Linked DNA regions of Homo sapiens: region 2 is linked to region 1. A link is a contact called in ENCODE Hi-C or POLR2A ChIA-PET data. All regions are on one chromosome and are shown on one strand. The core of a region is the stretch at or near the end of the contact, and the rest is flanking DNA. Distances in the headings are between cores, read along the strand shown. Region 1 overlaps ATP7B (ATPase copper transporting beta). Region 2 overlaps ATP7B (ATPase copper transporting beta).

Region 1 (4,727 bases), core at 1,488-3,987:
AACCTGAAGATGTCTTAGAAAGGCACAAAATTGAACATACATGCCCACTTATTTAAATGTTGCTATGTACAACTATATAAAACTTAGTAACTACCATATGCAGGCATGTATGTTAAATATTTGCATCATTATTTTCCTTTGTAAAAATTGTTCAGGAACAGTCTCTGTGCTACGAGGATTCAAGGCTTGTGTGGCTACTTCCTGTGATTACGTGAGATGCTTAGTATGGCACCTGTACACAGTAAGTGCCCAATGAATGCTGGTGATTTTTATTATCACCTAATTGACATTTTCATATTGATTGGCCTCTTGTGTACCAGGCACCAGGGTAGGCTGGGGTTACAAACAGGACAGAGTAGAGCCTTCCTCTCAGGAGGTTTATAGCCTCATAACTAAAAGCAGACACACAGATGGACAGTTAAGACACACACAGAAAGTTCAATCATGGCAACCAAAATAAATGGAGTACTGAAAAGGAGACTTTCAAAGACTGAAGTCTTTAGTGCTGGGAGTATACCTGTGTAAATCTGTTTGGTGGCTGAGTGAGCCAGGAGAACGGAAGGATCTCGAGAACCCAAGAATATTCTCTGCTTAATTTTAAAGTCCTCCAGCGATGGAGAAGTCCAGGCTGAACATTGCCCTTGAGGCCCCCTCTGAACAACCTGGAGGATTTATCATCCCACAGAGGTCTCCACATGGCCTGAGAAGCCCAAGTCGGGAGGAGGAGCTCCCTGCATTCAATTTAGAAATGAAAGACCCCAAGAACTAAAGGTCAGACCCTCCTCCAGCAGAACCTAATCACTAAGTTTTAAAATGTCCACTTCTGTAAGGAGACTTAAAATTGGCACGAATGTACAGTTGGGTGTCTTTCTAAGAAATCTTTAGTAATGCTAATCTCTGTTAAATCTAACTTTGAATTTCTCCTTTGATCTAAATTAACCACATCTTTCTAACTCTAAGCAGCTTACAAGGAATAGTCCTTTATGAGGGTTAATGTGGCTCCTACTGGTGAATCTCAATAGCATGTATTCTTCAGAAGCTACTATTCCTCTCCAAGTGCTGAGCGATAGGAACCCTCTTAATTAAAAGACAGTGGTTTGTTTCATAGCACTTCATCTTTAAGAGTTTCTGCCAGGAATCTGTTTACTTCACTTGTCTCCTCTCTTCTACTCCCCTTCCTCATTAAACACAAGTTAAGAAAACAAAGAAAAAACTTATAGCATTATGGTCACTGGTCTAGATATGATTTGTAATTTGTTTCCCCATCAATTGTAAAAAAAAAAAAAAAAACCAGAAAATTTCAACATGGGAGACTGGGGATGGGGCTGTGCAAGCCTTTTAATATCAAGCACACACATGCATGTGTGCAGTATGTTTCTTTAACATCTGACAGCAGTTTCATTCCACCAGTGAGTATCTCAGCACCCGCCATGTTTACATCCCAGGGTGGCTGAGGCACAGAGTGTTCTGAGAGCACTGAGGAGCCACAGCTGAGCCAGGCCTGGGGAATCAGGAAAGGCTTCTGGAGGATGCAACTTCCATGCTGAGCCCTGAAGGCAAGGAGCCAGGCAAAGGTTAAGGAAGAAGGGAGTTCAGAGGGAAGGAAGGATGTGTGCAGAGGTCTGCAGAGAGAGGCAGTCCCTTCCTGGGACCTGCCAGTGGTGCAGGGCAGCTGGAGCACAACGCAGGGGATGGCAAGACAGGCTGGGCTCAACAGGCATGCAGGCGGATGCCGGGCCTCACTGCCACGTTAGGAAGGTGGTTTTGATCCTAAGGACAGCATGCAGCCATTGAAGGATTTTCCAATATGATCAATTTGTGCTTTCAGAAAGCACTGTAATATGATCAATTTGTGCTTTCAGGAAGATCACTGGTTTGAATGTGGAAAAATACTGGATTGATAAATGGCTGCAAGCAGTATGAAGAGACAGCTGCGGTGTTTTAGGGGCAAGGCCACAGTGGCCTGGACCAGCATGGTGCCAGTGGATGACGCCCCTAGAGACAGAGGTGCTAGAACCATGAGGATGGACTGCAGATGTGTGAATGAGGGCAGACAGGCATTGTAGAGGACACACTGGGAGCTGGCATGAGGGTACCTTTGCCTGAGACAGACAGGCACCAAGGAAGGGGAATATTTTTGGGGAAAAAGTGGGGGAAGGTGAAGAAGAATACAGACAGGCCGAGTCTGAGCCTTTACCAGTCAACCAAGAAAAACACTCCAACCAGCAGGTAGTCTCTGGGATCTAGACGTAGGTTTGAGAATGAGCTTCTCACGGCTGTTAACCAAAGACGTGGGAGAGTGAGACGTCCCAGTGACGGTGTGTAACACACAAAGACAGAGGCAGTACCACCAGAACCCCAAGGACCATCCACAAGGAAAAAGGAGAGAAGAAAGCCCATGGAGACTAAGCAGCAGCAGCAGCAAGGAAACTACAGTGTGCCAGACGGATCGCACCTAGAAACGCTGCCAGCACCCAAGACTTGGAGTAAAGAGAAAGCACAAGTGTCCCCAGCAAAGGGATGGTCAGAGGAAGAAGCCCAAGCCTCAGTCAAAGAGGGCAGTTATGCGAGAACCTCTGGGGGCCTTCAGATGGTGCCATGGACCAAAGGCACAAGCAGAGGCCCAGACGCGGGAGGGCCCTGTGGGAGGCAGAGTCACTGGGAAACCAGTGTCCAGTGCACCTCAAAGCACAGAATGGTTGAGCTCAGGGGAGGCCTAGACTGCGGCAATCCAGGCGGCAGTGGGTGCAGCCTTGGCCTGGGACAGAGGGTTGGGCTCGGGGTGTGCTGTCAGGAGGCAAGTAGGAATGACCACACCCAAACAGTGAGCCAAAGGCAGAATGAACTCTGGTCTTCTGGCCCCTAGCTTAATAATGTCCTGTCATGTTGCATGGTAGTAGTCAGGCCGTGCGTCCCCAGCCAAAAAATGAATCGGCATTCTTGGAAAAGAACTGAGTTATGACAGGTGCTGCACGCACCCCGTGGGCACTTCGGCCGGCAGATGCCTTCTCCTCCTGTTCAGATCCCTGGAATAGTTCCAAGCAACTGCAGTCAGTGCCATCAGAGGCGCCTCAAACTGTACCGAAGACCCTAGCAAGGCGAGTTGGAGGAAACATGAGTCAAAACCAACACAGCTGCCAGCGGCTTGGCTCCCTGTCTGAACGTTTTCACTTCTCAGAAACTTTCATGCAATTAATTTATAAGAGAAGAAAAAAAAAAGAAGCCAAGGCATGTGACTGCTGCAGACCCATGGCACAGCAGAGCCCAGCATGCCAGGTGCCGTCACACAGGGTCCTGTTTGGGGGCAGCGCAGCACAGTGGCTGAGGGGGGCTCTGTGCCTCCAGGGTTCCAATCCCAGCTCTGCTGCCTGCCTGCCATGGACTCTGGGGATATTACTCCACCTCACTGCACTTGGCTTTTCCTGAGGAAAGCTGGGATGATGACAGTGCTGCCTCACGGAACAGCTACAGAGTGGAACTAGACGATCTGTGGCAAGTGCTGGGGAGTGAGCCTGGAACACCAGAAGGACTCAAATCTCAGTTGCCAGTCCTACAATTGTGATGATCATTTAAAAGCCAGGATCCAGAACAAAACCAGTGCCACCGCGCAGCAGCCAGCCTGCACCTCATGAACACTCATGCATCTGTGTGGCCCCGGTCAGTTCCTCTACTCACCTGGGGCGTGCCCAGGGCCAGCTGCACCAGCCCTGCAGACCCCATGGGGAAGCAAGGGGTCTGTCTCAGCCTTCACGCCCAGGCCTCCAGGACACAGCTAGGGCAGGCTGGCTCCATCAACAGTGTGATACATGGACAAGGGCACACAAGGGAGGGGCAAGGCACAACGCCTCTGAAAATGGGAGTGGTTAGAGTCTGCATGACATCGGAGGATAAGAATCAGAGACACCAAAAACCACTGAGAAAACCAACAGAGAAAGGTTCCCGGGTAGAGGCATTGGAGGAGACGCCTCTCCCACCAACGGGGCAGGAGCGGGAGGTGCCACGGAGGAGGCTAGCTGTGTAGGCTGAGGGACAGGGAACTGGAGGGTTTCCATCTGAACACTTCTCCTTCCAGTAGTCCAAAGCGAGACCACAGGCTAATAGAAAATGTGGTGGGACCAGGGAGAGATTTTAGGAATATGAAGGAGGGCTGAAATAACCATTGCCTAGAATATAAAAAAGAAGCTAACCCCAAGGAAATACAGAAGCCTTAATTAGAAAAATTTCCATATTATTAAATATGCATTAAGAGTCAGTGTGTGTAAAGGTTAAGAAAATAGACTCTGGATCCACCAGCCTGGGTTACATCCCAATTCCATTACTGAATACCTGTGTGACCTTGGGCCAGTTGCTTAGCCTCTCTGAACCTCAGCTTCCTCATCTGTAAATTAAGAGTAATAATAGTCCCTGCCTCAGAAAGTTTCCATCTTTGGTTAGATTAAATACAAAGAGATTAGAATAGTGTCTAGCAAACAATAAATGCAACAAGAGTTTCCAGGAATAATAATAATTATTATTTTTAATATCAGGCAACCTTAAGAAGAAGATAAATTTCTCCTTCAATTTTTATTCTTTAGCAAGTTGAAGTCCTTATCTCTCTGCCTGTCTGAATGTGTATCTTACTAGGAAGGCCTAATTCATACTCTATGTTCTCTGTGAAGTTTCCCTTGACCAACACTGGCCTTCCTCTTCTTAATTCCTGGAATACTAATCATCTACACCTCCCATGT
Region 2 (4,727 bases), core at 1,465-3,964, 44 kb after region 1:
TGCCTCTATGGGAGCCCATGTAAATACATCAGGTGCATCTGTGATTGCTTTCTAGTGATTCTTCAGGTCTTGCTTATCTATGTCTCTCCCTTCCTGAAAGGATCTATCAGGAGCCTCACATGCCCTGCTGACCACCTGACATTTCATTTATGGGGCATCAGAAGTAGATTTTCCAGGTAACTGAAGCTCATCGCTTTGAGCATTAGATTTTTTAAAAATTTTGTCATTCTGGGTGAAAATATTCCCCATAAGTGACATCTATTTTTCCGCTGCCTTTTAAAGTGAGTTATTGAACATATTTTAACTTTTCCTTGGTGACATGAGATCATTATAAATATAAATGCTTCTTCTGTGCTGTGCCTATGAATAGCTAATAAGGAAAATATGTTGGGATCATATGTCCCACATGCTTTTAAATAATCTATTCTGTTAGCTCCATGAAATTGAAATACTTCACCATTCAAACCATTTCTAGATGGTGGCTCAGACCCAGAAGACAGCCAGAAAAGGGGGCTGGGGCCAGGTTAGAAAGGGCAGAGTCTAGACTTTGTCCTGTGGGTGGTGTAGAATCACCAGGAGTTTCTGAGGAGAGAACTCACAGAATCATATTTGTGATCTGGAAACAGTTTGGGCAGAAACAAGAATGAAGACCCAGGAGAGGAGGGATTACAAGGGGCAGAAAATTTAATAGTAGAATACGATTAAACAAACGAGGAGGCCTCCCAACTCAGTGACTGCTGGATCACAGCAGGTGACAAAAAGTGGGGGCCTGAGGATGACAATGCCATTTCCAGTTTCGCAGATTGAGCACATGGTGATGAGTACACCAAGATGAGCGGGGAGGGTGGGAAGAAGGCAAGTCTGGGGTAAACACAGTGGCTTCTCCTTTGCTCCCATAGAATCTAAGAGACGTGTGGAACAGCCAAGGCATGGGCCACCTTCCTAGGCTACAGTATTAAGTCCAAACTCCTCTTTCTAGCACCTTCCCCTTTCCTCACACCTGACCCTGGCTTCCCTGCTCCTCCCCTTCCCGGCACCATCTAATCCTTCTTATCCTTTAAGTCCTGCCTCTCTGTGGAATCCTGCTAGCAGCTCTCTCCCTTATCTGAATTCCAGCATCACTAATGTCAACATCAGGGTGCCAGCAGGTGGTCAGCCTGTAACACTGCTGGAGGACAAGTCTTCTCTGTCCACCGAGGCTGCAGTCAGCTCAGTCCACACTTGTTACTGATGCCTATGGGCATGTGCTCACTTTGGGAAACGTGGTCAGATCCTGGAACACAAGGATCTCATATCTTAGCTGCCCACAGACCTAACATGGTGATGAACAATATCAGACATTAAATAAGTATATTTAAGCAGTTAAATATTTACATATTTACATTTGAATAAGTATATTTAACCATATTTAAATAAATGAGTTCAATTATATACTGCTCAGAATGTGCTTTCTACCTAGAATTTCATGGTACTTTTTGTCCCCCTTACCACAACACAAGGGCAAACTCTATCAGTCCCTCACATATTTCTTCTAGGTCTTCAAGGATTTCCTTGCACTAGATTATTCTGTCTTCCATATGTACAAATTTCACGAGCCATTTTCCAGAAGAAAATTCATCTTCTTTACCTCCTATTCGCCTTCCCAGTCTGTGGATTTTTCCTGTATAAAAATAAATATCTCTTTGGTGTCCTAAACAATCTTGTTGCAACCTGAGAAGCCTGGGCCCAAAGGCAGATGGGCAGCTCATGTTTCCATGAACCTCCAGGACAAAGGGCTCTTTGGAGGAGGGACATCTGGTTAAAATATTTCAGCACTCACAAACATTACCTGCTCAGTCCAGCTAGAGGCTCACACTGGGCAGGGCTTCCCAGACGAAATCCCCAGGCCATCCCTCCCAAGATGGGGAGAGGAGTCCCGGATCCTGTGACAGGACAGGAGGGCAGAGCCTGACATTAAAGCTGCATATGTTGGGTTCCCAAGAAGAGAACATGAGCACTGCAAACAGCACAGCCACCAACAGTCAGGGCTCTAGCAGCCCAGCCTTCAGAACAGAGGGGAGTGTTAACCAAAGCAGATTATTCACAGCCTGAGAGCCGTATTTAAGTGTATGCACAACAGAAGACCAGGAGAGGAGCACAAGACACATACTGCCCTTGGAAGTTTACTGGCAAGTTAGGAGAGAAGAACAGTAGCAAAGAGCAGTATTCAAAGTCTGAATTCCTCAAACACTAGGTGCTGGGAGCGGGGGAGGGAAGGACTGGTGGGCTTTAACAGAGGCTTGGCTTCTCCTCCCCATATCGCTGCTGATCTCCAAGACTGAAACAACTAGCTCAGCAGGACTTTCATATCAGCTTATTAACAGGAGACAGGCACAAACACACACATACCTAAGTAAGCTCACTGAAGGAGTGCTCTTAAATAAACTGCACTTGGCTGAACAGTCTTGAGTGAAAAACGATTATGATAGTTCTAAATTACGAAGAGATGGGATGGCCAAAAAGAGAAACAATGGGATTATCGAAAAGTAAAAGCCAATGTTTCCATTTCACAGTTCATTCCATGCACCTTCGACTTCGCTGGCTGCCCTCATCATCTGGCACCTTCCTGCAAAACTCCAACACGGCTTTACTCTCAGTTCCACTTGGCTTCACGCCTGTCCTCTAGCAGCTCAACAAGAATGTGACAGAACGCACATCCAGGCTGGCTGCCCACACTCTGATTCAGCACCACGAACTGCGGGAGGACCCGTGCTGCCACCTGGCAGTCCAACTACCCCCTAGTCCGCTCACCCTTCGCTCTCCGAGACAGTGGTCCTATCCCCTCTCTGGCTCCTCAGGTCCCCAGTGCCCACCCCCATACTTACTCTCAGCCAGTGACACACTGCCCAAGGTGACCAGTCCTTGTCTCCAAGCTCAGCCTCCAAGTTGCCCCACCTCCTGATTTTCCTCCTATCCTTCCCACCAACAGCTCCTACTCAGAGTCTTTCACCAGAGCCTCCAAGTCCCCAAACCTCCAAGTGCTGCAGTGGCCCCCAGCTCAGCCCTTGGACCTCTTCCATCTCTACTCATTCCTTGTACACTCATCCAGGCCAGGAGAAGTATACCTTTCTTAGCTCACTCAGGCTGCTATCACAAAATACCTTAGACTGGGTAATTTATAAGCAACAAAAATTTATTGCTCACAGTTCAGGAACCTGGGAAGTCCCAGATCAAGGAGCCAGCAGATTCAGTATCCGGTGAAGGCTGTTCTTTGCTTCACAGATGGTGCCTTGCTGCTGCATCCTCAAATGGCAGAAGAGCAAAGTGGCTCCCTCAAGCCTCTTTTATAAGGGCACTAATCCCATTCGAGAAGGCAGAGCCCTCATGGCCAAATCACCTCCTAAAGTCCTCACCTCCTAATACCACCACCTTGGGGGTTAGGTTCCAACATATGAATTTGGCAGGGACATTAACATTCAGACTATATCACCACCTATAGCCTACAATTCCCAACTCTATACTTACAGACCCAAATGCCTCATCACCATCTCCTCGGTGTTTCATATGCATCGCAAACTTAACTTGTCTACAACAGAGCTCTCAACATTCTGCCCTTCCCCTGCTGCTCCCACAGTCTTCCCCACCTTAGTAAATACAACTCCTTCCCTCCACTTGCCCAGGAAAAAATCCTGGATCCCTCTTTGATAAGAATAATCTCATCCAGGTGCAGGGGCTCATGCCTGTAATCCCAGCACTTTGGAAGGCCAAGGCAGGAGGACCACTTGAGCCCAGATGTTTCAGAACAGCTTGGGCAACATAGTGAGACACCATCTCTTCAAAAAATAAAAAATTAGCTGGGCATGGTGGTGCACACTTGTAGTCCCAGCTACTCAGAAGGCTGAGGTGGGAGGATCACTTGAGCCCAGGAGGTGGAGGTTGCAGCGATCTGTGATTGGACCACTGCACTCTACCCTGGGTGACAGTGTGAGATTCTGTCTCAAAAATAATAATTAAAATGAATTTAAAATTAAAAAGTAAAAAAGAATCATCTTCTTTCAAACCCACATGTAAATGTTTAGCAAATCCTGTTAGTTCCACCAACAAAATGCATCCAGCATCTAATGACTTCAACACATCCACAAGAACCCTGGTCCAAGCCACCAGCTCATCTCACCTGCACTATTGCTTAGAATCTCCTAAGCGACCTCCTGGCTTCTGCTCTTAGCCCCTAAAGTCTATTCTCAACACAAAAGTCAGAATACCTATAAGAGGAAGTCACAAGATGTCATTCCTCTAAAATGCCTCTAGGGGGTTCCCATGTGCTTAATAAAACCTAAAATCCTTACAATGATGACCTGTAAGACTATACAGTTGCAGCCCTCCCATTACCTTCCAACTTATCCTCACACTCCTGGCCCCTTACTCATTCTGAAACAGTCATTCTGATCTTGCTGTTCCTTAGGTAAGCAAAGCATACACCTGCCTCCGGAACTGTCTACTAGCTTAGAAATACCTCCCTCCAACATCCCATATCCAAAGGGCTCACTTCCTCACCTCCATGAAATCTTTGCTCAAACGTCAACTTCTCAATGATTTCCCCCAAATGATCCCATCTAAATTTCATACACTCCCAATTCCCTATCATCCTTCCCTGTCTTATTTTTCTTGAGAATTCTCAATCACCACCAAATGCAATAATACATCTTTTACTTACTCTTTTTAACAACTATCTCCCCAGTTAGGATATA

What was found. Hi-C counts contacts between places; a loop is a spot of excess contacts on that map. ChIA-PET counts read pairs that join two places held with the same protein, here RNA polymerase II (POLR2A).
Region 2: a loop to region 1 is called in a map of posterior cingulate gyrus, with 17 times the contacts of the local background. The contact joins two enhancer-like sites. A Hi-C loop is called at or near these places in 4 of 168 maps with a recorded cell type or tissue (K562, heart left ventricle, posterior cingulate gyrus and 1 more). POLR2A ChIA-PET finds 5 or more read pairs at or near these places in 3 of 52 experiments (K562, Panc1 and activated T-cell).

Annotation. Positions count from the first base shown.
Region 1 is chr13:51,952,579-51,957,305 of GRCh38, forward strand. The region is part of intron 9 of ATP7B (ATPase copper transporting beta); the gene reads right to left. Among named protein-coding and RNA genes, the nearest start is that of ATP7B, 57 kb to the right of the region's middle. Within about 2 kb of position 2,738, at least 3 of the 41 ENCODE cell types and tissues checked have a DNase peak (open chromatin) inside an H3K27ac peak, as active enhancers do.
Region 2 is chr13:51,997,042-52,001,768 of GRCh38, forward strand. All of the region lies in intron 1 of ATP7B (ATPase copper transporting beta), which reads right to left. Among named protein-coding and RNA genes, the nearest start is that of ATP7B, 12 kb to the right of the region's middle. Within about 2 kb of position 2,715, at least 7 of the 41 ENCODE cell types and tissues checked have a DNase peak (open chromatin) inside an H3K27ac peak, as active enhancers do.